Regions from separate parts of the Homo sapiens genome. Here all the other regions are linked to region 1. Evidence: chromatin loops called from intact Hi-C (ENCODE). Cell type or tissue: heart right ventricle. All regions are shown on one strand.

What was found. A loop is a pair of places that touch in the nucleus more often than their neighbours do. Peaks named below come from ENCODE experiments on the same cell type or tissue, not always from the same donor. Only the 100,000 strongest peaks of a DNase experiment are listed, where the experiment ranks them.
Region 2: it touches region 1 in a loop (12-fold over the local background); 51 of 110 quality-filtered maps call a loop at or near these places.
Region 3: it touches region 1 in a loop (2.9-fold over the local background); 27 of 110 quality-filtered maps call a loop at or near these places.
Region 4: it touches region 1 in a loop (10-fold over the local background); 68 of 110 quality-filtered maps call a loop at or near these places.
Region 5: it touches region 1 in a loop (6-fold over the local background); 25 of 110 quality-filtered maps call a loop at or near these places.

What each region holds. Positions count from the first base shown.
Region 1 is chr4:123,100,946-123,105,945 of GRCh38, reverse strand. All of the region lies in intron 14 of AFG2A (AAA ATPase AFG2A), which reads right to left. Among named protein-coding and RNA genes, the nearest start is that of AFG2A, 180 kb to the right of the region's middle. In heart right ventricle, CTCF peaks have their summits at 2,661 and 2,862; no DNase peak of the experiment used is centred here; H3K27ac peaks cover 1,644 bases.
Region 2 is chr4:123,658,800-123,663,799 of GRCh38, reverse strand. It overlaps LINC01091 (long intergenic non-protein coding RNA 1091), which reads right to left. Exons shown (of 6, transcript NR_027105.3): 3 at 1,967-2,047. Among named protein-coding and RNA genes, the nearest start is that of LINC01091, 11 kb to the right of the region's middle. In heart right ventricle, CTCF peaks have their summits at 2,480 (motif pointing right) and 3,820; no DNase peak of the experiment used is centred here.
Region 3 is chr4:123,388,270-123,393,269 of GRCh38, reverse strand. No RefSeq gene overlaps it. Among named protein-coding and RNA genes, the nearest start is that of SPRY1, 6.0 kb to the left of the region's middle. In heart right ventricle, a CTCF peak has its summit at 2,237 (motif pointing left); no DNase peak of the experiment used is centred here; H3K4me3 peaks cover 14 bases; H3K27ac peaks cover 453 bases.
Region 4 is chr4:124,260,529-124,265,528 of GRCh38, reverse strand. The region is part of intron 3 of LOC105377406 (a long non-coding RNA gene); the gene reads right to left. Among named protein-coding and RNA genes, the nearest start is that of LINC02516, 300 kb to the left of the region's middle. In heart right ventricle, CTCF peaks have their summits at 2,909 and 3,124 (motif pointing right); a DNase peak (open chromatin) is centred at 3,108.
Region 5 is chr4:124,320,042-124,325,041 of GRCh38, reverse strand. No RefSeq gene overlaps it. Among named protein-coding and RNA genes, the nearest start is that of LINC02516, 240 kb to the left of the region's middle. In heart right ventricle, a CTCF peak has its summit at 2,598 (motif pointing right); no DNase peak of the experiment used is centred here; H3K4me3 peaks cover 566 bases.

The DNA.
Region 1 (5,000 bases):
CTCTCAAACCCTGCTGTTTTAACAACTAAACTTACACGATATACTAAATCCTCAGTTACCATTTCAACAATATTCACAGCATCTTCACCAGTAGATTCCATCTCAAGAAATCACTTTATTTGCTCAGCCATAAGAAATAACTCCTCATCCATTCTAATTTGTTCATGAGATTGCAGCAATTCAGTCCCAACTTCACACTCCACTTCTAATTCTAGCTCTTTTGCTGTATCTACCTTATCTGTAGTTACTTCCTCCACTGATGTCTTGAAGCCCTCAAAATTATCCCTGAGGGCTGGAATCAACTTCTTCTAGACTCCTGTTAAAGTTGACGTATTTTCACCTCCTCCCATAAATCATGAATGATCTTCATGGCATCTAGAATGGTGACTCCTTTCAAGGAGGTTTACTTTGCCCATATCTACTATTACAGCAGCAATAGCCTTAAGAAACGTATTTCTTATATCATAAGACTTGAAAGTCAATATTACTCCTTCATCCATAGGCTGCAGAATAGATACTGTTTTAGCAGACACAAAAACATTAATTCTCCTTGTGCATTTCCATCAGAGCCTTGAGTAACCATGTGCATTGTCAATGAACAGTAACATCTCAAAAGGAATCTTTTTTTTTCCTCAGCAATAGGTATCGACAGTGAGCTTCAAATATTGAGAAAACTGTGCCGTAAACAGATGTGCTGTCAACCAGGCTTTGTTTTTCCATTGATCGAGCACAGGCAGAGTAGACTTAACATAACTGTTCAGAACCCTAGGATTTTCAGAATGGTAAATGAGCACTGGCTTCCACGTAGTCACCAGCTGCATTAGCCCCTAACAACAGAGTCACCCTATCCTTTGAAGCGTGAAGCCAGGCATTAATTTCTCTTCTCTAGCTATGAAAGTCCTAGATTACCATCTTCTTCTAATATAAGGCTGTTTTTGCTACATTAAAAATCTGTTGTTTAGTTAACCACCTTCATTAATTATCTTAGCTAGATTTTCTGTATAACTGGCTACGGCTTCTACATCAGCACTTGCTGCTTCACTTTACATTTTTATGTTATGCAGATAGCTTCTTTCCTTAAACTTAATGACCCAAGTTCTGCTAGCTGCCAACTTTTCTTCTGCAGCTTCCTGACCTTTCTCCGCCTTCACAGAATTGAAGAGCATTAGGGCTTTGCTCTGGATTAGGCTTTGGCTTAAGAGAATGCTGTAGTTGGTTTGATCTTCTATCCAGATCACTAAAACTTTCTCCATATCAGTAATAAGGCTGTTTTGCTTTCTTATCATTCATGTGTTCACTGAAGTAGCACTTTTAATTTCCTTCAAGAACTTTTCCTTAGCATTTACAACTTGGCTAAACATTTGGTGAAAGAGGCCTAGCTTTTGGCCTCTCTCAGCTTTTGACATGCCATTCTCATGAAACTTAATCATTTCTAGCATTTGATTAATGTGACAGATGTGAGACTCTACCTTTAATCTGAACATCTGGAAATCATTGTAGGGTTATTCTTTGGCATAATTTCAGTACTGTTGTGTCTCAGGGAGTAGGGAGGCCCAAAGAGAGGAAAAGAGACAGAAAAATGGCTGGCTGTTGGAGCAACCAGAACACAAAACGTTTATTTATTAGGTTTGCTGTCTTACATGGGTGTGGTTTATGGTGTCCTAAAACAATTACAATAATAATGTTAAATATCACTGATCTCAGATCAAGATAACATAATAATAATAATGAGGAAGATTGAAATATTACAAAAATCACCAAAATGTGAAGTGAGAATATGCTGTTGGAAAAATGGCACCAATGGACTTGCAGGGTTACCACAAATACTCAATTTATAAAAAATACACTACTTGCAAAGTGCAATAAACCACAATATAACGAGGTATCCCTGTATATGCAGTCCTGTAATCACCACTACAGCCAAGATATAGAATATCTACATCATTCCAAAAAGTTTCCCATTGCTGCTCTGTGGTGAAATTTCCTCCCTCAGATCCCCGAACTGATTTCTGTCCCTGCAATCCTCACAATGTCAGTATAGTGTATAGTCTTTTATATCTGACTATTTTTACTTAGCATAATGCTTTTGAAATTTATCCATCTTTGCATATATCAATAATTTGTTCCTTTTCATGACTGAGTAGTATTTCACTGTATGGACATGTTGCAACTTATTTATTCATTCACGTAGGTAGACATTTGGGTTGTTTAGGTGTTATAAATAAAGTTGCTATAAACATTACAAACAGGTCTTTGCTGGACAATTTATTCATTTTTCTTGGGTAAATACCTAGGACTGAGATTGTCGGATACTATGTTAAATATATATTTAACTATATGTAAGAAACTTGTGTATTTTTAAAAATGAAACAGTATCACTTAAATTATGAATAAAGCTACTACACTGGCTGATGATACGTCATAATTTTTTTAAGAAAGAACAAACACACACCGTACTTCTAAACTTGCACAATTAAACAAGGAATGCACTAGTATTGTGTAAAATACATGTAAAGTGCTCATATTTGACTAAAATTAACTAGACATCATATGTAAAACACATAGCATAGACTTAATGCATACTGCATACCTAATGACTGCTAATTCTCCACTGTTCAACTTTCCTTTTTCCCAGTGCTCTCCGCTCCCCAGTCCTCAACTCACACAAACCCACACTTAAATTTGAATCATTATTTGTTAAATCAGTTATAAAAGAGGACACACTCTCTTGCTTTTCTTCAACTATTATCTCTTAAAGCAAAGCCAGTTTCATTCATTTCTTTAAGCTGCTCTTTGGATAAATAAGGGGGAGCCTCTAAACGCAGTAGAGCCTGTACTCAGGAAACATTTCAGGTGAACATCACCATCTTGTGTCAAAAAAGAGTAACTGCAATACCAAAGTTATCAAATAGAAAACAGAGAAGTCAAAATGTATGAAGGTTCATTTTTTTCCAAACTTATTCTGACGCATGTGTCAATTAAGTGTTGCAAAGCTTAAACTCTTCATGTTTTATGAATTTAATGCATTAAAATTTCAAGCTAGATTGTGTATATCATAAAGGAACTAGGTTTTCTATTACAGGCCCCTTCAGATACTTTTTTGACACCACACACACACACACACACACACACACACACACACACACAGAATGCCAGGAACAAAATGACACTTCATTATTGTTAATACTCTTTATGTACTTTAAAATTAGCCACCAAATTGCCCTTCTACTAGTGACTTTAAAACATTCAACATATAGTCCCAGATTTAGGTTTTGGCTACACTGAACATTCGTTCTCAAACATGAGATTCTAGGAGCATTAACAATAGAAGACAAGAAGCTTTTTCAAATTTATAAGTGATTCAACTTTAATCATACAGTTAGATATTTCTATTCTAACTCAACATTATTTTTACATTCATATTCATTAAAAAATAGTTAAAAGTATATTAAATAGAACCAAAATATTGCAGGCTAATCAGACATCTGTGAAAAAAGAAAATATGCTGCTCAACAAGTTCTCCTTTTTCAAAGAGTAATAAATTTTAAATGAAAAAGTTAAGGTGTACTTCAACTGTCAAGCAAGGTTTTTATTACACAACAACAGCCTTAAAGGCTGATTGATTGCTTTTTCTTTTTTTTTTTTTTTTTCTGAAAATCACATGGTTAATCACTTTTGCACACCTGGATAATATCTGCTTGCTTTATGATCTGTTTGAAGAAATAAACGTTACAGTAACAAGAAAGTCTGGGAAGGTGGTACCTAAAAAGAAACAAAACAGAAAACAAAAAACAAAAACCTCAGAAACTTGTTTGGTAAGTAACATCCTTTTATATAACATTGATAATCTCTATTCTTGTCTGTCTCTGTGTCACAAAAGAAGATAATTGTAGAGCTTGAATGATATATCAAAGATTATCTAGTACATTTTTCACAGGTACAGAAACAGATGCTCAGTGAGGATAAATTATTTCAAATAATACACAGTCTGTTAATAACACAGCTAGCATCAGAAACTAAGATCTCTGCAACCATCTGTCTGCCTTTACTCTTCCATTGCTTGTTTCTGTTAGTTTTGAGCTTTCCTATCACACTCTGTATAAGGCACTCTGGCCCCTATCATATTTATCCTCTGTTACAGGTGTCAAATCTCATTTTCCTCCAGACCCATTTCCTCAGCTACATTGCTGGCATTATGCAAAAGCTCCTTTCCAATGTTGTGCACTCTCAAAAAATTCATCCAGAAATACTAAGGTTTGGGAAGGTCTGTGCCCAAAGCACTATAAGCAAAAAGTTCAAAGAAGAAAAATACAAAACTCCTCATACAATAAGTCTAATATCACAAATTCATGAAACGGCAACTATAAAGAGCAAAGTATTCAGAAAATTAAGTACATATTTCAGCATTGTCTTAAAGCTAAAAGAAATTAAAATAGCTGGTTTTAAATATCTATGGAGTTCAAACTAGATTAGTGTTGAACTCTTCACCTTATCAGTATATATATAATAAAACTTTGGTTATGAATTTATCTGAATTTCAATGAATGAATATAAGTCTGCTCACTCTTATCTATTTCCACCAAAGAAAGCAGAAAGCATTTCTTTACCCAGATAGTATTCTTAATAGCAGAATTTTACTTTCATCTGTTCTTCCTCCATAAATAATCTCAACCATCTAGTTTCTCTTTAGGAGTTCTCTTTGGTAACTCTTCAGAACATCCCCTAATTATCTCCATGTCAATTAAATGTTCCATGAAGTTCACCTAGATTGGGGATCTTGAACTAGATACTTTAAACAATTTTTCAAAAAGAAAGCTATATAAATTCTTCTTGGTATTTAAGATATATAGTGCCTTTGCTATCAATGAATAAAGAAATACATAGAGAATGACAGAAACAAGATCCCACAGTTGACAAGTTGGGAAGATTAATCAAATCTAATAAGATGAATTTAGTAAGAATAAATTCCTCTATTCCTATGGCCTAAAGCCTTTGTAGCC
Region 2 (5,000 bases), 560 kb before region 1:
TAGTATACTATGGTTAATATAAGAAGGATAAAAATATATACACATCTTTGCTAATAACAATAAATGAAGGATTAAATCGTAAATGTTTTTAAATAAATCCTTGGAGTGAGGAAATTGAGTTAAGGAGATAGAGAATCTAAACATCTTTGAATACTTTGTTTTATAGATTTTACTCTCAAACCACATTTATAAATATCTTACATAATCATAAAATTAAACTACATTTCTTAAAAAGATATCTCATTTATCTAAAAATAAAATGAAAGAAATATAAAAGTGTATCCAGTTTGTGGCAAAACCACACAAGGATGAACTACTTCATATAAACCTAAAATACAATAAAATGTCATCCATGAGAAGGACCCTAAGGACAAAAATTATGCAAAATCAAAAAAAAAATCTTATACTTTCTCAATAATAATTTTGTTGCTGGTATTGTTGGTATTGTTTATTCTGAAATTACTGTGTATATATTGTGGCATAAAGGAAATGGGTAACTAAATTAATGTTATTAAAACTCCAGGTTTTCACCATAAAAACAAAAAAAAAGTTAAAATCAAAGACAATTCCATTGCCTGACTTTAAGTTGAATGTATCAAGATAAATTTATGATCTAGTTTATCTTTTAAAAAAATCTATTTCTAGTTGTGCTTTTATCAAGCTAGAAGAATTACCAACCCAATAGCAATGATCACCCCAAGTGTCCAGATATGTTCTTGAAATAGACTACTAACTGGAATCAGGGCTTCTTGGACAAATGGCTAATTTTAGACATGAGACAGGCCATGTATAAGATGACCCTGGAACAATGTAGATGAAGTCAGGACACTGATATTCACAGGATCATATGAAGAGCACTCAAAAGAAATAGGTTCTCTCTGGCCAAGGTTAGATCAATTTGAGCATCAATAAGAATAATTACAATGAATTAAAATACAAAATATGACTTCATAACAAAAAAAATCTCCTTGGGTCACCTTTGGAGAATACTAGGGAATCAACTCATTATTTGATAACTGATAAATATGGGGGAAAATTAAACTACTTTTCTGCCTGTATTGTATGAACTGAATCTCATGGCAACAATTCAGTTGATAAGAGGAAGTTTCTCTTTATAAAAATATTTTAATTAATGAAGAAAAAATTATAAAATAAGATTATTATTTTTTAGCCATTAATGAATTAATGAGTCAAGAGCTATATTATCTGCTATGGTAATCATTAGCCACATGTGACTATTTAAATTAAAAGTAATTAAAAGTTTTTAAATAAAAAGCCAATTTCTCAGCCACACTAGCCACAATTCAAGTGCTTAGTAGCCATGTGTGGCTAGTGGCTACCATATTAGATAGAACAGATATAGAATACTTCCATCACCATAGAAACTTGTATTAGCGAATGCTGCTCTAGAGAGTCTGGAGTAGATGATGAACTTCAATTGCTGCCAAACTTTGAGTGATGAAAGTGCATAACAGCTTCTTGCAAAAAAAAAAAAATCAAACCTGAATAAACTTAAGCCTCTGGATCTAACTACCAATTTACAAGAAATACAAGGGACAGATGAATGTCTTATACGATGCCATGGGGATCCAGGCAGCAAATTCCAGATTGTGGCACATTATATAAGACACAACACAGAACACAAATGATGCAGTTTTAGCAAAAAAAAAAAAATGCAAGAAAAAAGTTATATTCCCTAAATCTATTTTAAAAATAAAAATAATTATATTTTTTAAAAGAAAAAATTGATAGAGGAAGAATTTACAATTCCATGAGATTTAAGAAACATATCAAACAATTATAATCTATAGCTCTTATTAAAAGCCTGTTTCTAACAAGCTATAAAATAAATAATGACAAAATTTAAAACAATTGTGGAAACGTAAACACTGACTAGATAATTGATAAAAAAAAAAACCTATTAGGCATAATAATGATATTATGAGGATATTTTAAGCATCCTTACCTTTTGGGTACTTATTGAAATATTTGCAGATGAAGTGATACAATGCTTGGACTTTGCTTCAAAACAACCTGGATGTGAGACCTTGGGGAAGTAATAAATGAAACAAGATTAGTTATGACTTGTTTGTTGGAGCTAGATAATGGGACATGGAAGTTCCCATTATATGTATGTATATGTAAAGAATTATATTATTCTTTATATTTTGTATATGTTTGAAATTTTCTGTAGTAAATAAAACTTTCATTGTATCAATCAGTTACAATCCATTGTCATATAAATCTGTTAATGGCAGATGAACTAGCCAGAATATTTAACCATTCTTTATGTGTGATGAAACAATGTATATCTCAAATATTGCTAAAGCTCATTACAACACAAATGTCCATTGTAGAATGCTTAAGTTTTATATAAGTTTTTTTTGTCCAAATAACAAATTAAAATGTTCATCTTAATTAGAACATTCCTCATTTCAAGGGAAAACAGTCAGACATCACTCTTAATATGACACCAGTAGGGGGAGATAGATGCTGGATTTCCTCTGGGAATATTTTTTTAAGAAATAATATATGTTTAATCTGACAGTCTGAATGATTTTAGGGGGAAGGACACTCCCCTGCTGTGTTTTCAATAAGAAGTATGTCTCCATGCTTCATTTTCCAGCCTTTCATTTCCAAGAAAGGAATTCTTTGCTCTGAATCATTACAATCCATTTTCCATTCCAAATATATGGTCAAATTAAAATAATAACACTGTCCGAATTGTTCCTCTGCTTCTCTCTTATCATAGCTCCTTAATGGACTTTCTAAAAAACATTCAAGTATTAACCCCTAAAAAATTAACCCCTCTTAATTTCCCAGGTATGATGCTAATTTAGCATTTGGCTTAAGCTTAAATGCCATTCATTTATACAACTATTTCTTGAATATCTACCATGTGCAGAGCACTATGGTCAGGGCTACAGTTATCATGAAGAATAAGAACTAGTTCCTAACCTCAAGTAGCTTATAGTTTATTAGAGAACATAGCATAAAGTAGGACAGGACAGGACAGGATAGGATAGGAGATACCCATGGTAGAATGGGAGCCCCTGGAAGGGCAGCTAACCCATCCCTGGAGAAAGACTTCCCAAGTGGAATATACAACTATGTCTTTAATTTATTCTTTAATTTCTTTACTCAACATATACTCATTTTATCCACTCAAACACATATTGAGCACCTTTTTTGAACAAGATATGGTGTTTTGTTGATTCAAATCACCATAAAGTCTTCTTGCTCAAGGTATACTATCTGATAGAGCATGCCTACCTGTAGTGATGAACAGTTCTAAACACTTCTTTATTTTGTAAAGTTGGCATTTTCAATATAAATTTCTTTTTCCACTGGAAAACACCAATGATATTCAAATAGTACTTCAATGTATTTTGTACTAGTTTTTGGAAAATATTTTATGTTATATCCTTATATGAAGCTAAATAGAAGCTAGTTATACTTTTTCCTTAATGCTTACACAATTTCTTATGCTCTTTAACCAATTTATTTAAAATACTTTTGTTGTCAAGACCAGAACACCACAGAAGAGACTTATCTTATGGTGCTCCCACTTCACTAAGCCTGGGGTCATTTACATGATCCTTTCACGACCAGTAAGGGGAAAATTCCTCTTCCTGAACTTATACCTTTTGAGTTATGGCCTTTCATCTCTTCCTGGTCTTCCCAGTGTCATCCCCTCCTTCACCCCAGCCACAGTCCAACACATCAAGTTTGCTAAATGTAAACATAAACTTTCTATCTTATGAGATCTGTCACAGAATTGTCCCAACTTGTCAACAGTCTTGGGTATTTAAAAAGTTCCACAAGGGGCTCCCTTGTACTACTTTTATTTTGTATCCCAAAGAGGCTTCACTTCTTAGAATTCTGACCTAGTCTCACCTCCCTCTTTCCCCAGGTCTAGGCTGATACTCTGAGATTCCAGGATGTGTAAGCGATCTTTACCTGCATAACCCCAGACCTTCTATTTCACTTCAGGTCAAAAGAGTGGCAGAGCAACTGGATGCCTCCTCAGCCACCACCTCAGCTGGCATCTTCCTGAGGTGTCCTTTCAAGAAGTTTCTGATGAGTCTTTAGTTCTCTTCCAGGCATTAAGTTTTATATTGAGTTTTCTTTTCTCCAGTGTGCTTTCTGGATTCTGTTTTCCCCAGGCTCCTCTTCCTGTTTTCTGTTTATAGTCCACACTTGCTCTGGAGGTACTGCAGCCCTTCCACTGTGGATTATCTCTATCAGGTTCTTTCATGCCTATCCTCTCCAAATGTCATGTACACACCCTGTTATCTTCCCACAATTCTGTCCTCTGAACTCTGGACCTGGAGGTTTCCATCTCTGATACACAACCTCTGACTTACATCCCAGATAATCCTTCCCCTGCAAAGTTCCAGTAGCTATCTGATGACAAAAGGGGGTGGTTTTCTCTCCCAAAGACCATGCCCCTGACCTTTCCCCTTTCTTCCTTCTGGCCATTCATCATACCCAGAGCATCTACTGGGAGCTGAATGCATAGTTTTTCCAAGTGGACCACTATTTTTACTACAATAAAAAAGGACTTTTAAGATAAAAACTGTATCCTGAAATGATGAGTGGAGTTAGAAGGATATAATGTCCTGTTACTTGGCTTTTTGAGGGTTGAGCATCAGCCTCCTCCAAGCCCTCTCTGGGTTAATATCATTTCTTATCACAAGCAACTCTCCTAACCCTGACCCTTGGGGGCATCTATCTTCACTGGTTTCTTCTATGTTCACTTACTGCTGCAGATTGAGTTCTCAATCCACTCCCTGGAACTGTTGGGTCCTCTGCCTTGGCCTTGCCGTCACTTGCTCAGCTTCTATCACAACTGCCTTTCGATCATATGCCCCCAGCATCTCAGGAGCATCCCACATTTATTGGTTCATTCTTAGTTACTCTAATGTTCTTGGCTCTTCTTTTCAATAGAGGTCTTCCTTTTATTTCCCCAGGATATTCTTCACTTTACATCAGTTCAT
Region 3 (5,000 bases), 290 kb before region 1:
TCTTCCGCTGATTTGTATTTTGAAACAAGAAGTGGAATGGCCCTTATAATGATCACCTGGTATCATCTTTGATTCTGGTCAACAAAATTTATCAATCTCTCATTCCCACAACTACCTACTGCTATCTTAATCTTCAGAGACAAGCACGTAAGAATCTACGTTAAGTTAAACTTGTAACTGTCCCCCAAAGATAGCACAGTAAGAAAATAAAAGTGTGTTCTCATTAAAACAAAAACAAAACAAAAAAAGCATCTCTTAGGGCTTCCTCACTATAATATTTCCTATTGAAATAACCTACGTCAAAGGCTACAGTTTATCCTTTATTTGAACGGAAAAAAAAGTAGAATATTGATTTGATGAAACAACTATAGCCATACCCTTTAAGAACAGAGAATGACTAATATTGAAAAAAGAAGGCTGGACACGGTAGCTCACGCCTGTAATCCCAGCAGTTGGGAGGCCGAGGCGGGTGGATCACCTGAGGTCAGGAGCTCGAGACCAGCCTGGCCAACGTGGCGAAACCCTGCCTCTACTAAAAATACAAAAATGAGCCGGGCATGGTGGTAAGTGCCTGTAATCCCAGCTACTCTGGAGCCTGAGGCAGGAGAATTGTTTGAACCCGTGAGGCAGAGGTTGCAGTGAGGAGAGATCGCACCACTGCACTCCAGTCTAGGCGACAGAGCAAGACTCCATCTCAAAAAAAAAAAAAAAAAAAAAAAAAAAAGAAAAAGAAAAAAAAAAGAAAAAGAAAAGAAAACATAAAAAACTTCCCAAAAGAGTTTTTTTAAAAATATGTTTGCCAGGTGCGGTGGCTCACGTCTGTAATCCCAGCACTTTGGGAGGCTGAGGCGGGCGGATCACGAGGTCAGGAAATCGAGACCATCCTGGCTAACACGGTGAAACCCCGGTCTCTACTAAAAAAATACAAAAAAATTAGCCGGGCGTGGTGGCGGGCGCTTGTAGTCCCAGCTACTCGGGAGGCTGAGGCAGGAGAATGGCGTGAACCCAGGAGCCGGAGCTTGCGGTGAGCCGAGATCGCCCCACTGCACTCCAGCCTGGGCGCAGAGCGAGACTCTGCCTCAAAAAAATAAAAAATTTAAAAAAGTTTATACTTAGAGTTTCCCTTGATTTGTAATTTTCTTGTCACATTTCTAATAACTCCATTTATATAAACATTTCAAGTGGTCTATAATAATTGATAGGATACATGTATTGAAGACCTGAGTTCTGACGATATTATCCTTGTATATCATGGTCTATAACTTTAGCTTATGTGTCATATTTAATCATAATGCCCCTATGTCCAGTATTATAACTAGGAAAATAGCATGGTATTATGAAAAGAGTACCAGATATAGGATCAGATGATATGAAGTCCCAACTTTGCCACTTTCTAGCTAGGTAACCTTCACTTAATTTCTCTGAACCTGCTTTCTCATCAATAACCTGAAGTTAATAAAAATACTTGCTCTTCCCAAATCCTAGTGCTACTGAATGACTCATTATATATGCAAGGACTTTATAAGCTTTAAAGTTCTGTACAAATTATTAGTTATCATTGCCTCAATCACATTGTATGATGAGGAAATGTTTAAGGCCCCCTTTTTCTAGGTTCTTCACCCCAAATAATGATTTTATTTGCCTTATAACTGTTTTGAGGCAATTCTATTTTACTTTTGTTTTTCTGAGCCTGAGAACTCTGATTTTAATAATAGTATTGCTGTATGTGTGCATGAGGGGGATTTTGGACCAGCTATCTGCTAATAATTTGAGATTACACACCTGCTGAGCCCTGCTCACCTTATCATTTATCTGGAATTTTCAATCATTAATATTGTACTTCTAGTTAAGATAGAGATCATTATAAATAGTAAAAATCCCTTCTATAAAATTTGTAAACTCTTTGTGATCATTGAGTAAAAAAAGCAAATGCATATTTTAAAAAGTGATTGAATAACATTTATAAAAGTTGAAAATAAATAGAAAAGTAAAAAAACAGAATCCTACATATTTTCAAAAGGTATATTTACTGCTGCCTTTTTTATAATCTCTTAGAATGTTAGTTTTGATGCTCCATAAATACGGTAAGTTTAATAGCAATAGTTTCCATTACTTACCAATGTATTATATGAATCAGTGTTCTTGTATTAACTTAAAAAATTGATAGCACAGATATATTTCATATAGCCAGTGCATTTAACCTCACACACAAAAAAACCTGTGAAGCGCCACCTATTGTTAAAAATAAGTCATTTCAAATTTCAAACAAAAAATGTACTTGAGTCTAGGAACTGGGTTTTCACAGTGATCACCGCTTTACATTAGTTTCTTTTTTCTTTTGCAATACTGCCATATGGTTTAGAATAAGCTTTTAATAAAACTGCAAAAAAATTCATAATATATATTGGCTACTTTTTGAGGAATCTAAAGACATGAAAAGGCTTTATCTGTCTATAGGAAGTTACAGTATTGATGGAGAAGATAAAGTAGTGGGGACATTGAGTTTTAGCTAATATATAAGAATTAATATATCGATAAAGGTGTTTGCCCTCTTGAAGTAGTTACTTAGAAAAGGTACTTATTCCAATAATACTACAACTGTACAAATCTCTCTTTATATTCATATTGTATAATTGTATGTATATTGTGTAATTGTAAATATATATTTACAATACGAGTCCTTGTAAATATTCCTTGTATTGTTAATATCATCTGGGCTTACATCACATTCTCTCGAAATATCTCAATATTGTATATCAATATTGTATATGGGATATTGTATATATGGTAAATAATCTCAATATTGGAAAATGTCTCCCTTTTCAAAATGGATTTGGATTTTTCTAACACATAAATCAATAGAAGCCATGTGTATGGAGTAAGATGAGTGCTCAGGCTGAGTTAAAGTCTGGGAAGAAAAACAAAGCATCAATTTACATTTTTACATATATTAAATAAGACAACCAGCCTCCTAGAGGAAGACACAAAAGAAAGAGGACAGTGAGTAACAGGGGAAATTGTAAGCAGCTGAGAATAACAGGAATGTCTTCTACTTTGGCTTGTTTCCTTCACTGGCTATGTTACTTTCACAAATCTCTTTCCCTCCCGAATCCCAAATGGTCACCTGTGAAGTGGCTACACTACACAGAATTAGGTTTGGAGATCAAACCTAATTCAGTTTTTTAATTCATACTCTCAATAATTTATGCATTTGTTTAATAAATATTTACTAAGCACCTACATCATGCCAAGGAAGATGAATGCATTATGAACAAGACAGAAAAAGCCCCTGTCCTCATTCCTTATGAGAGTTCACATGTAGGAGGAAGAGACAGGCAATAAACAAACTAATATTTTGTGACAGTAATGGTAAGTACTGCCATGAGAAAATGAAGCTTGGCTGGAGTGATAGGGGTTGAGAGGTGATGACTGCTTTAGCGAGGGTGGCCAAGAAGGGTCTCTCTGAGGAAGTGAGATTTGGGCAGAGCCATGATGAGGTGAGGGAGTGAGCCACTAGTGGGGAAGCAGGAATCCAGCAGGAGAAATGGCCAGTGAAAAGGCCCTAGGAAATATCACGTGGAACTAGGGAGAGGAAACATGGTAAAGAGGAGGTCAGAAAGGAAGGCTACAGCTATATCATTTAGAGCCTTGTAGCCCATAATAAAGACTCTGGATTTTTTTCTAAAGTCATAAGAGGTTTTGCAGCTGATGGTTATCTGTTCAAAATGTTTAAAGATCTGCTATGGGCCGGGCACGGTGGCTCACACCTGTAATCCCAGCACTTTGGGAGGCTGAGGTGGGTGGATCACCTGAGGTCAGGAGTTCAAGACCAGCCTGACCAACATGGCAAAACCCCATCTCTACTAAAATACAAAAATTAGCCGGGCGTGGTAGTGGGCACCTGTAATCCCAACTGCTCAACTACTCAGGAGGCTGAGGAAGGAGAATCACTTGAACCCGGGAGGTGGAGGTTGCAGTGAGCTGAGATCCTGCCACTGCACTCCAGCCTGGGTGATAGAGCGAGACTCCATCTCAAAAAAAAGATCTGCTATGAAAGATCTGCTATGTTAAATGTTAAAAGGGTGCTGTAGGGAGAATTAAGACCAAAGAGAAATATTTATGTTAACACATAGCATAAATTATATATTGCTATAAAATATAAAGTATTAATCATTATAGGAAGAAGAACTTGAAACTTATCCTAAAATAAATAGGATTCGTAGAAGAGGAAAAGAAAAAGACAGCTTACCCTTAGTGCATGGCACAAGGAAATACTGGAATGTGCAAATAGGTGTAGGCACATCGTGATTGTGGTCAATTTACAAGACTTACATGAGTGGAAGGGAAGATTTCTTGTCAAAATTGGATAAGTAAGCTAAGGACGAATTACAGAGGGACCTTAATGCCAACATGATGATCTGGGCTTGATCCCAAAGACAATAAAATTGATGAATCTATATTCATCAGAAAAGTTAGAGGCATTGCAATCTCTTCCATTCACTTCTGTTCAATTTTGAAAGAAGTAAGAGGAGAAAAAAAGCATTTTTAGGGAGAAAAGTGTGCATAAGAGATCACTAATATTTTATAGCTATGTCTGGCCAACTCAAGGAATGGAATATTGATTATAATTTGCTGCTGTGGCCCAGAGATATCAAGCAGTATTTATGTTCCATTAAAGAGTTAATCAATTAGACCATCAAAATGATTGCTGAAAAATTCCCCAGTGAAGATAATGTATAGATACTAAGAAACCTTAATCCATGAAAAAATTGCAAATACTACACTTATAGAAAATTGAGATCAAATATTTGTAATAGCAAGTAAGGTAGGGATGCTATTGTGATTTGAAAAAAATTAAAACTTTTCAATTCATTGTCCAGCTCTATATGGTAAGTGAGTCATGGACTTCACTTGCTTCCAAGATCATTTTGGTTCATACACCCATCAATCTAACAACTGCGTATTGGTACTAGGTGTGGTACTGTGCTAAGTATTAGGGA
Region 4 (5,000 bases), 1.2 Mb before region 1:
CACTGAATTACCACTACATAACTATTAGAAGGGCTAATATCTAAAAAACTGATAATACCGAATACTGACTAGGATATGGGGCAACCAGAAATCTCACTCATTGCTGATGAAAGTTTATAGCAGCTTTCTTAATAATCACTGAAGAGTGTCAGCAACCAAGATGTTATTCAATAGGTGAGTGGATAAATAAACTGTGATACCCCCATAGAATAAAATGTTATTCGGGGATTTTAAAATGAGCTATCAAAATACAAAACAAAATGAAGGAAACTTAAATTCACATTGCTAAGTGAAAGAAGCATGTCTGAAAATATTATATACTGTTTGCCCAATAGTTGACATTCTGGAAAAGGCAAAATAATAGAGACATAAAAAAGATTAGAGGTTGCCAAGGATTCTAGAGGAAGGTTGAAGAGGTGAAACAGGAGATTTTTAGGGTGGTGTAACTATTCTGTATAATACTGTGATGTTGGATACATGATTTTATGCATTTATCAAAACCCAAAGAGCTTTACAGTACAAAGATTGAACATTAATGTATGCAAAGTAAAAAAAAAACAAATCATTTAGGGGGTTGGGGAGCCCAGATGGCATCCAGACTGTGATAAGAGAATATATTATAAATGTATGAAACAATCTGACTGAAGGGAATAGGAGCAAGAGATGTGGACCTAAGTATCTTTGGAAATGAAAGGTGTCTGTAAGATTTAAGGCAGAAGGAAATGGGCATAAGCACTCCATTCTAGCTGACAACCTTTTTTCTGTGGAGATATAGGTTAACAGCTCTAATACTGGTACATATGCTCCTGGAATTGAACAGTTAACCAAAGGGATAGCAGGTCATGAGAGCCAGATTTTTCACTGTTGAAGTGGGAATTTACAGATAAGCAAGGGTAGGAGGCTAGGATAATCCACATGGTTATAAATTAGTTTGAGACATCAGTATATACTCATATTTAGCTTAATATAGATACCGACGGACATTGCCTTAGTCCATGTGAGTTGCCTATAACAAAATACAATAAACTGGGTGGCTTATAGGTAACGGAAATTTCTCTCACAGTTTGGGAGGCTGGGAAATCTAAGATTAAGGCACTAGTATGGCCAGGTTATGGATGAGAGCCCTTTTCCCAGATGCAGACATCTCACTATGTCCTCACGTGGTGAAAGGGGCAAGGCAGCTCTCTCGGGGCCCTCTTTTACAAGGTCATTAATTCCATTCATGAGGGCTCTGTTCTCACAATCTAATCAGCTCCCAAAGGCCCCACCCTCTAATACCATCACTGTGGTGATTAGTATTTAACATATGAATATGCGGAGGGAAACATTCAGACCATAGCAGCTACATATAAATATAACACATTTGTATACACACATGATCTTTCTTGCTTTGTTGGCTGAAAGGCTTAGAAGCAATGACGCCCAGTGGCAAAGACCACACCTAATAGCCCAAGGTCTGAGCTGAGCTGCTTGCCCATCACTCCAACAGAGCCATTGCCGCCTTTCCTGCCTTGCTTTCCTTAAGCTACCTGGTTAATGTTTACAATACAGCAATAAAAATAAAATGGCTTTGTGTTCCTCCTCCCTAACAAAACTTGATATTAAAGTGAAATTTTCAGTATTTCATCCAAAGATATTCTGGGACTTTTATCCACTAAGATATCAATGATGGAATCACTAGTTTTGAGCTGGATAAAAGAATGAAGTTCTCAATATCTTTAAATCATACTACTTCCAAATTTTATAGATCTTACTTTGGTTTCAGGATAAATTTGATAAAATACACTACATATCAAATGTTGGGCCAGACATAAATATTGAATAATAAGTATAATATTTTAAAATGAAATCGCAACATAGTAGGAGGAATGATAGCACTACTACCTATATTTTATTAAACTCGCTATGTTTATTAGTATATACTTATATATTTACACATGACTTCAAAAAATAAGCAAGTAAAGAAATCTATGCAGTAATAATTATCCAGAAGCAACTTTTGCAGTGCTAGTACTAGCATTCCATTTTCATTGTTAGAGTGAACTTATTACATACACAATCACTCTAAATTCTTGCACAAATTCTATTCTTATAATTATTCATACTATTTATTTTTTAAATAATTAAAACCAAGCACTTATGGCCTTAATACTCACAAGCCCTGTATAATATAGTGCCATTATTTCCATCTCCAATTTACTGATTAAGGCATTAGTGTGATTACATGATGATCACATGGTTTATCAATGGTAGAAATGGCATTAAAACACACATCTAATGTCAAAGCCCAGGAATTTTACCTTTCCTCCATGCTGTCACCATAACTTATAACCAGTGTCTTTAGTAATTAGTGTTCTGATATACAGAGGAAGAAAGGAAGAAAGGAAAGAAGAAAGAAAGAAGAAAGAGAAAGAAAGGAAGGAAAGAAAGAAAGAAAGAAGAAAGAAAAAGAAAGAAAGAAAGAAGAAAGAAAAAGAAAGAAAGAGAAAGAAAGGGAAAGAAAGAATAAAGGGAAGGAAAAGAGAAAGAGGAGGGAAGGAAGGAAGGAAAGGAAGGAAGGAAAGGGAAAAGAAAGAGAGAAAGAGGGAGGAAAGGGGAAGCAGGGCAGAAAGAAGGAGGAAGAAAGGAATAAGAGAAGGAAAGAAACTTATTTGTATGTGTTGTTTTTCATATTACTCCCTGCTATCTGGTTTTTTACAAATGTGAATTGTTTGTAATAATGCGTTCAGCAGAGGTGAACTTTCGCCTAGTTCCATTTGAATAAACACAAATGCTATATTTTATTCCTGGATTCACCACTGACTCATTGCATTTAATTGGATAAAGGCACTTCAATTTTGGGAGCCTCAAATTTGACTTCAATAAAATAAGGAGGTTGTACTGTATCTAATGTCTGAGGTCACCTCACATTTTAAAAAGTTGAAGTTCATTCTAACTCTATATAGACTTAGGTTTCTCCTTTAGTGGATATGATACATCATTGAATTGAGATCATCTGATGGGGAAAATTTTGAGGTTATTACTCTTCTAGCATTAAGTCTCCGTGTACTTTTGCAAGGAGTCTCGCAGTGCCTCCAGATTCCATCTGCGTCCCTATTGATGCAAGATGCAGGGACCAGGAGAGGGCAGTAGAACTCTACCAATGAAAACGAAATGCTTGCGCTAGCACTGCACAAGTGGCTTCTGGATAATTATTATTGCACAAATTTCTTTACTTGCTTATTTTTTTAAAAAGTCATGTGTAAGCATATAGATATATGTGTCCTCAGTGAGTAGAAATTAGTTATGATGATTATTATAAATATTTGCTACATCAAATATTTATAATATAATCATAGCTAATTTCTAATTACTAAAATAGTAATTAGAAAAATAGAAATTAATAGTAAAATAGAAATTAAAATACTAATAACTAAAAACAAAAATTAAAAATATTTATCCAACTTGCTGTTGTAGAACTCTATAAAAATGAGTTCCTTTTTAAAGAAATCAAATTATTTCAGTTACGAGATAATAAAATTGATTGTTTTCATCAAATAAGGAAATAAGAATGTTCATAATTGTAAAAGAAATAAAATTCAAAACTACATTACCTCTTGCTAGGAATTTTTTTTAAGTTTTTCTATTATTTTATATCATCTGTGAAGAACAAAAATTAATGAGGGAGCAAAAATAAACCATCTTAGGGCTATATCTCAGAGAACTAGTTAACTCTGTAATGGTGTCGCGTGTAAATTTGGGGAAATAATTTTTTTATTTAATTTTATTTTTTATTTTACAGCCTTATTGAGATATAATTTACATACAATAAAATCTAAACATTTTCAATAATTGTATTCACCCAAGTAAAAAGTTATGGGCTGTTTCTATCACCCCAGAATGTTCCTACCTGCTCCTTTACAAAATAGATTTATAGTTCTGAAATTTTATATAGATGGAATTATACGATGCATACTCTTTTGTGACTGGTTTCTTTTGCTATTTATATATGTCGTATCGTGTTGAGTTAGTACCTACGTATGACTGAAGAAAATTTCTTTATATAAATATACCACAATTGGTTTATCCATTCACCTGTTGTTTAATATTTGGACTGTTTCAGTTTGAGGTATTATGAATCAAGGTGCTAGGAGTATTTATGCCAGGATCATTTATTTTGGTTGGACATAGATTTTCATATCTTTTGGATAAATACCTAGAAGTGGAATCACTGGGTCTTGTTGAAAGAGCTCATCAACTGTGTTAGAAACTGCCTGGTTGTGTTATATAAGTACTTGTACCACTTTTCATCCCCACCAGCAGTGCATTAGAATTCCAGTTGCCCCACATTCTCACAGACACTTGGTATTGACAGTTATTTTATTTTTAGCCATTCTAGAATGTGTTAGTGGCATTTCATCATGTAACGAAATTACACTGATTTCATTGTAGTTCTTTGACTAATGATGCTATATAACTTTTCATTTTGGCTATTTGTTTACCTTCTTTTGTGAAGTGTTTCTTCAAGTCATTTGCATAGTTTTTTTTTTTTAATTTGGGCTACTTGTGTTTTTATTGAACTGTAGGAGTTCATTATGTATTGTGTATACATGCTCACACGTAAGTATTGTGAATTTTAAAATATATATTTCAGATACAAGTTCTTTGTAATGAATACTTTCTCCCTATCTGATATCATAACTTTCCATTTTCTTAAAACCATCTTTATAAGAACATGAATTAATATATTTGGTACAGTACACATCATAAAATTTTTCTTTTTTGGTTCTTGATCTTTGGTGGTCTGATCTAAAAAATCTGCTTAGTCTATTGTCATAAATATTTCTTCCTATGTTTTCTTTTTGAAGATTTAGACTTTGGGGTATTAACATTTAGTACCGTGAACTATTTTGAATTAATTTTTGTGTAGGCTGTGAAGTAACAGCTGAAGTGTATTTTTCTCCATATGGATAGCCCGTCGTTCTAAAACCATCTGTTGAAAAGATTGTTCTTTCTCCTTC
Region 5 (5,000 bases), 1.2 Mb before region 1:
CTTCCTTAAGTCAAATAAGAATGTATCATAAGAGTGTAGAGATATCTAATAAAAATCCAAGGGCAGAAATATGGGTGGAGCACAGAAAAGAACTGGAACGAATGATTTAAAACTGTTCAGATATAGCTTTAGGTATTTCTCATCTCTACTCCTCTTTTGCATTTGTTTTCCTTTGTCCCTCTGCAGACTCTTTCTCTGCTCCTTTGTCCACATGGAAAAACATGGATCAAGCACAGTTTTCCAGTTTATATATTGGAGGTCCAGACTTTTGTAGCATTAGGTCCAAGTTGGAAGTGGTTCTAACTCTAAATTTCTGAAAAAGAGAGTCCGATTGGCTAAACATTGGTTAGTTGTCCACCTCTGGTTCAGTCAGCTGTTTCTAAGGGCAAGAGATGACATGGCAGGTTTATAACACCCAGGGCCACATTATTGTAAGACAATGGGAGGTTGTCACAGAGAAGTTTCTGGAGTCCCTCTTCTCACAGACTTTAGGCTTGCTCTACAAGGCCACCTGCCTTCCTGGTTCTCAGGTGGCTGGAAGTCTCTAGCCATGCCCAATGTATCTAGGTCATCACAACCATCTAAAGAACCCACTGTACTGTTGCAAGACCACAATTCCTCCAGCTTGTCTGTTCCATGAAATACCATTTATTTTCTTCCTTTCAAAAGGCTATAAATAGGAGAAAGTGGGGGGCTGTCTGTTAGCTCTCAAAAAGTATTATCTCCATTTCATAAATCAATGTGAATAGTTCCACTTTTATTTTTTATTCCTATTTATTATCAACCTCCCCTTTTTCCCCTCTAAGACTCTAGCACTAATCACTAATGAGCTAGATCAGAATTCAATCTGCCCTCACCTCTGGCCAGCCCAAGAATATTGTTCCCAAACTAAGGGTCCTTACCTTTTAGATCTCCCTCTTCCTGTAGGGGAACTATTTTCCTATCTGATATTCTGCAAAGTGTCCTAAACATGCTGGGAATGAATAGCACAATGGACTTGGCTATCAAAAGTTTTAAAATATCAAACTGCTATTCTTCCTGTTAATCTCTTCATTCCTTCTGATAGGATAGCTCTAGCAGGCCCATCAAAAACTGCCCAAGAGACAGGCCAGCGGCTCAACTGGCAGAGGTTACTAAGTTTGAACATTCACACAATAACTCTTTGTATGCTGTAATGAGGGGTGATGTGGCAGTCTTCTTTTCCATGCACTATTTTTTTCTTTTGTAATAGAATCTTTCTCTGCTTCTTTAAATTTGTATATCCACATATAACACTTCGGTAGGTAGGCAAAGTAAAGTTCCCTACTGTGGTCTCATGGTAATAATATTGTAAAACAATACAAACAAGAAATGGTTCTACCGTTTCTTCAGGTGGAGGTCTGAAATTTGCAGTGCTTTACTCCAGAACCATAACTTGATAAAATGCAGAGCTACTAGAGGAGCAGATCATCTTCCTAAAGTGCCTTGAAATTCAAGTCCTTTTTAATTGCCGAGAATTCATGTCACTTGTGTGACAAAGCTATAAACATGCATAATCATAAAAACACATTTTGACATCCTGAATAAAATCAATGCCATGTTATTGTTAATTTTTTAACAAACAGATGAGTTTTATTAATAATTTTAACAGTTCAGCCTATGTCTTAATCAATGTTTTCCTCCTAAAAAATTATTTTGCAAAACACATTGGAACATTTTCAACGGACGCTAGTAGAAATATGTCTCACATCATTCTGAAAGCTCAAATAGTATTTGTAAATTTCTTTTGTTTATCATCTACATCTTTTATACAATATCACACAAACATTTTAAAGTCAAGGCCTATGGCACGTACATCTTATGCATATACTCAAGCAGAAACATGAGAGACATCAAACTGGCCGGAGATTCACTTTGCTTGGTATTACATTAGTCTTTTGATAGTATTTCATTTTAACAAGGTAATGCAAACTTTTTGCATCCAGTTTATTGAAAGTTTTTCTTTAAACATGCTTTCTTTCCCACCAAAACCCAACAGCTCTGAGGTGAAGTTAAGGAAAACTGCCACTGCCAGACACCGCTCTCAGCAGCTGCAGAGCTGCCGAATTCTTCATAAATGCTGTGCTTTCTTTCATCACATGTTCTTCATCTTCCCTTTTCTTTCTCTTTCCAGACACTGAAATTTCTTCCAAAAGATATTTTCCGTCTTTGCCAAGCTTTCCATGTGTTAGAGAATAATTCCTTGAACCCTGGGGACTGGTTTTAAGCTTTAAAAATTTGCTAAGTAGTTTCTTTTTTATTTGTTCCCTCTTTTAAACAACTCGATACGGGCATCAATTTGTCTCCTTCCTCTCTCACTCTCGCTTTGTGATGTTCCATATGTGAAAACATTCATTAAGCACTGTAATTTTTTAGCTTCTGTTCTGTAATCCTCAAGTCCCACTTTTTCCAAGATTTCTGAAAATTATCTTATTTCATTCATGCATAAATCTTCACAGAATATGCTGAAAGCAATACAGAGAGCAGATGCTATTTGCTCAAGAAAAATGCAACATTTTGGTGAAATGTAATGCAACTTCCTTTGAAACCTTAAAAACAAATTTTTTTATTTCCCAATATATCCACTAGATGGCAGGGTAGACCTCCATTTTTGTGTCTACGAAAATGTGCTCTTTATGGCAAAGGATTACTTTTGTGTAGAGCATATTGTATTGCTCCGTTTGTTTTCATATTCTAGTCTTCTGATGCTCTCTAAAGTTATTACAAACAAGGACAACAAATGTGATCACCTATTGAGTATATGCTGTAACCAGACACCTTGCTAAGAATTGCCTTATGGTTATAGGCACATATACATTATTAAATAAATTATATTAGGACAAGTAATATATTTATTATATAAGAATGATGATAAGGCCAAGGAGAAATAAAATAATATTTCATAAAATGTTTCCATTTTATGAAATTGACAAAGCAATTTTAACTTTGACAGAAGATTCAGAAATGGCTACAAGCACTTTGATTGCTGTTTCTACTTAAAGGTAAAAGAATGTGCCAAACCAATATGTGGAGAGGGTAATGCTATTTCTGGGTCACATTAGCATTCAGCAGAACTTTGTATTCTCTTCATATGCAAAATGGTTACTTGGATTTTTAGAAATATGGCTTTTTAACAAGTTCGGTACTGCAAAATGTAATGCCTTGATTATATCTGTAAGTGATGGGAAGATGAACAATAGTTTGACTTTTCTGATAAATGGTGCTTAAATATTTTTTGAAGTTTCCAAAGCTGAAAACAGTTTATTATTTTTTAAAATAAAGTCCTGCCAGTGTTTCTTAGCATGTAATTCTAGACACTAAACCATACAAATACATGCCACTCCCCAATAGAGAGTAATTTACTAATTTCATTTAAATCTTAGCTCTAGTAGATTTAAAAGTGTGCCCTACGTAGTTCTGGGGATTCCACAGGCGGCCATGTGGGGTCTCCATAGGCAGTGGGAAGAAGGTCCAGGCTAAGCACTCTCTCCTTTCAGCAGGAGCATGAAGATATTCATCTCTTTCATATATATACTGCGTAACCCCTGTCATTTAAATAAAGAGTTCAGCTGGAGAAAGCACTTCTGCTGTGATTACACATAGGTCAAATGAAAGTTATTCAGTAAAGATTGAGTAAAGATTACTCACTCTAGAGTAAGGATTCTATTTTTGCCAGTGGGAAAGAAAAAAGACAGATTAATTTGGTAAAAATAAAATCAAATTTTTCTGCCAAAAAATTAAAACTCAATAGCAGTCATCATATAAAAAAGCAAACATTTAACTGGATTTGTTATGTTAACCAGTTGTTTTGTTGTCACAGCATGTGGCTATCAAATATCCTCATGACAAAGAAAACTAAGGAAAGCAAGAGATATAAGAAGCAGTCAAAAAATATACACTTATGATTGATAATGGGCCTGGTTCTGTAATAGGAGATTCAGAAGATGACTAACTTATACAAATACACCTGCTCATAGAGATGTATCGACATCCACCTATTCCATGTAATGAAAAAGACAACAGGTAAGTACTGGGGGCTGCAGGACATTGTCTTGAAGTTGACAGCTCCTTAATCCACATCTTTTAGGTTTTAAGTGTTTCTACTGTGCTTCTTTTACATAGTTCAGCTCAAGGGATGAGACAAATCAAGTCACTGCCATTATATTAAACAGAATGAGGTGGCAAGAAATGTACAAACAACATGCAGTAGAGTATGAATTGGCATAATTTTTTCAAAAAGGAAGAGATAGTAAATACCTTAACTTTGGGCCACTAATCAACATTGCTGTAATCGTATGAAAACATAATATGTAAACAAATGGGCTTGGCTATGTTCTCATAAAACTTTATTTACAAAAATAGGCAGACACAGAAGTTGGTCCTCAGGCTATAGTTTGCTGACATAGCTCTGGAGAATCAATTAACGAAAACATCAAGCCTGCTTGCCAGAACAATAATCAGAAAAAAGAAAGAAAACACATCCAAATTGGAAAAGAAGTAGAATTGTCTCTGCCTGCAGATGACATTACATTACATATAGAAAATCCTGAAATCCTAAATCATCCATCAAAAAATGTTAGAACTCATAAACATTTCAGGAAAGTTGGAGAATGTAAAATAAACATAAAACATTTACATTTCTGTATATTAACAATGACTGATGTGAAAAACAATTTAAGACTGGCAAAAATATAATCTTTATATTTAAGATTAGGATTGTATTTAAGAAAATAATCTCATTTATAGCATCAAGAAAATGAACTACTTGGGAATAAACTTAACTGAGGAGATAAAAGATCTATGCACGTAAAACAATGAAACATTGATGAAAGAAATTAAAGAAGATATAAATAAATGGAAAGATGTCCCATCTTTGTGGATTGGAAGAATTAATATTGTTAAAAAGCCCATAATACCCAAAGCAATCCACAGATTTAATGTAATCCTTATCAAAATTTTGAAAATATTTTTTATAGTTATAG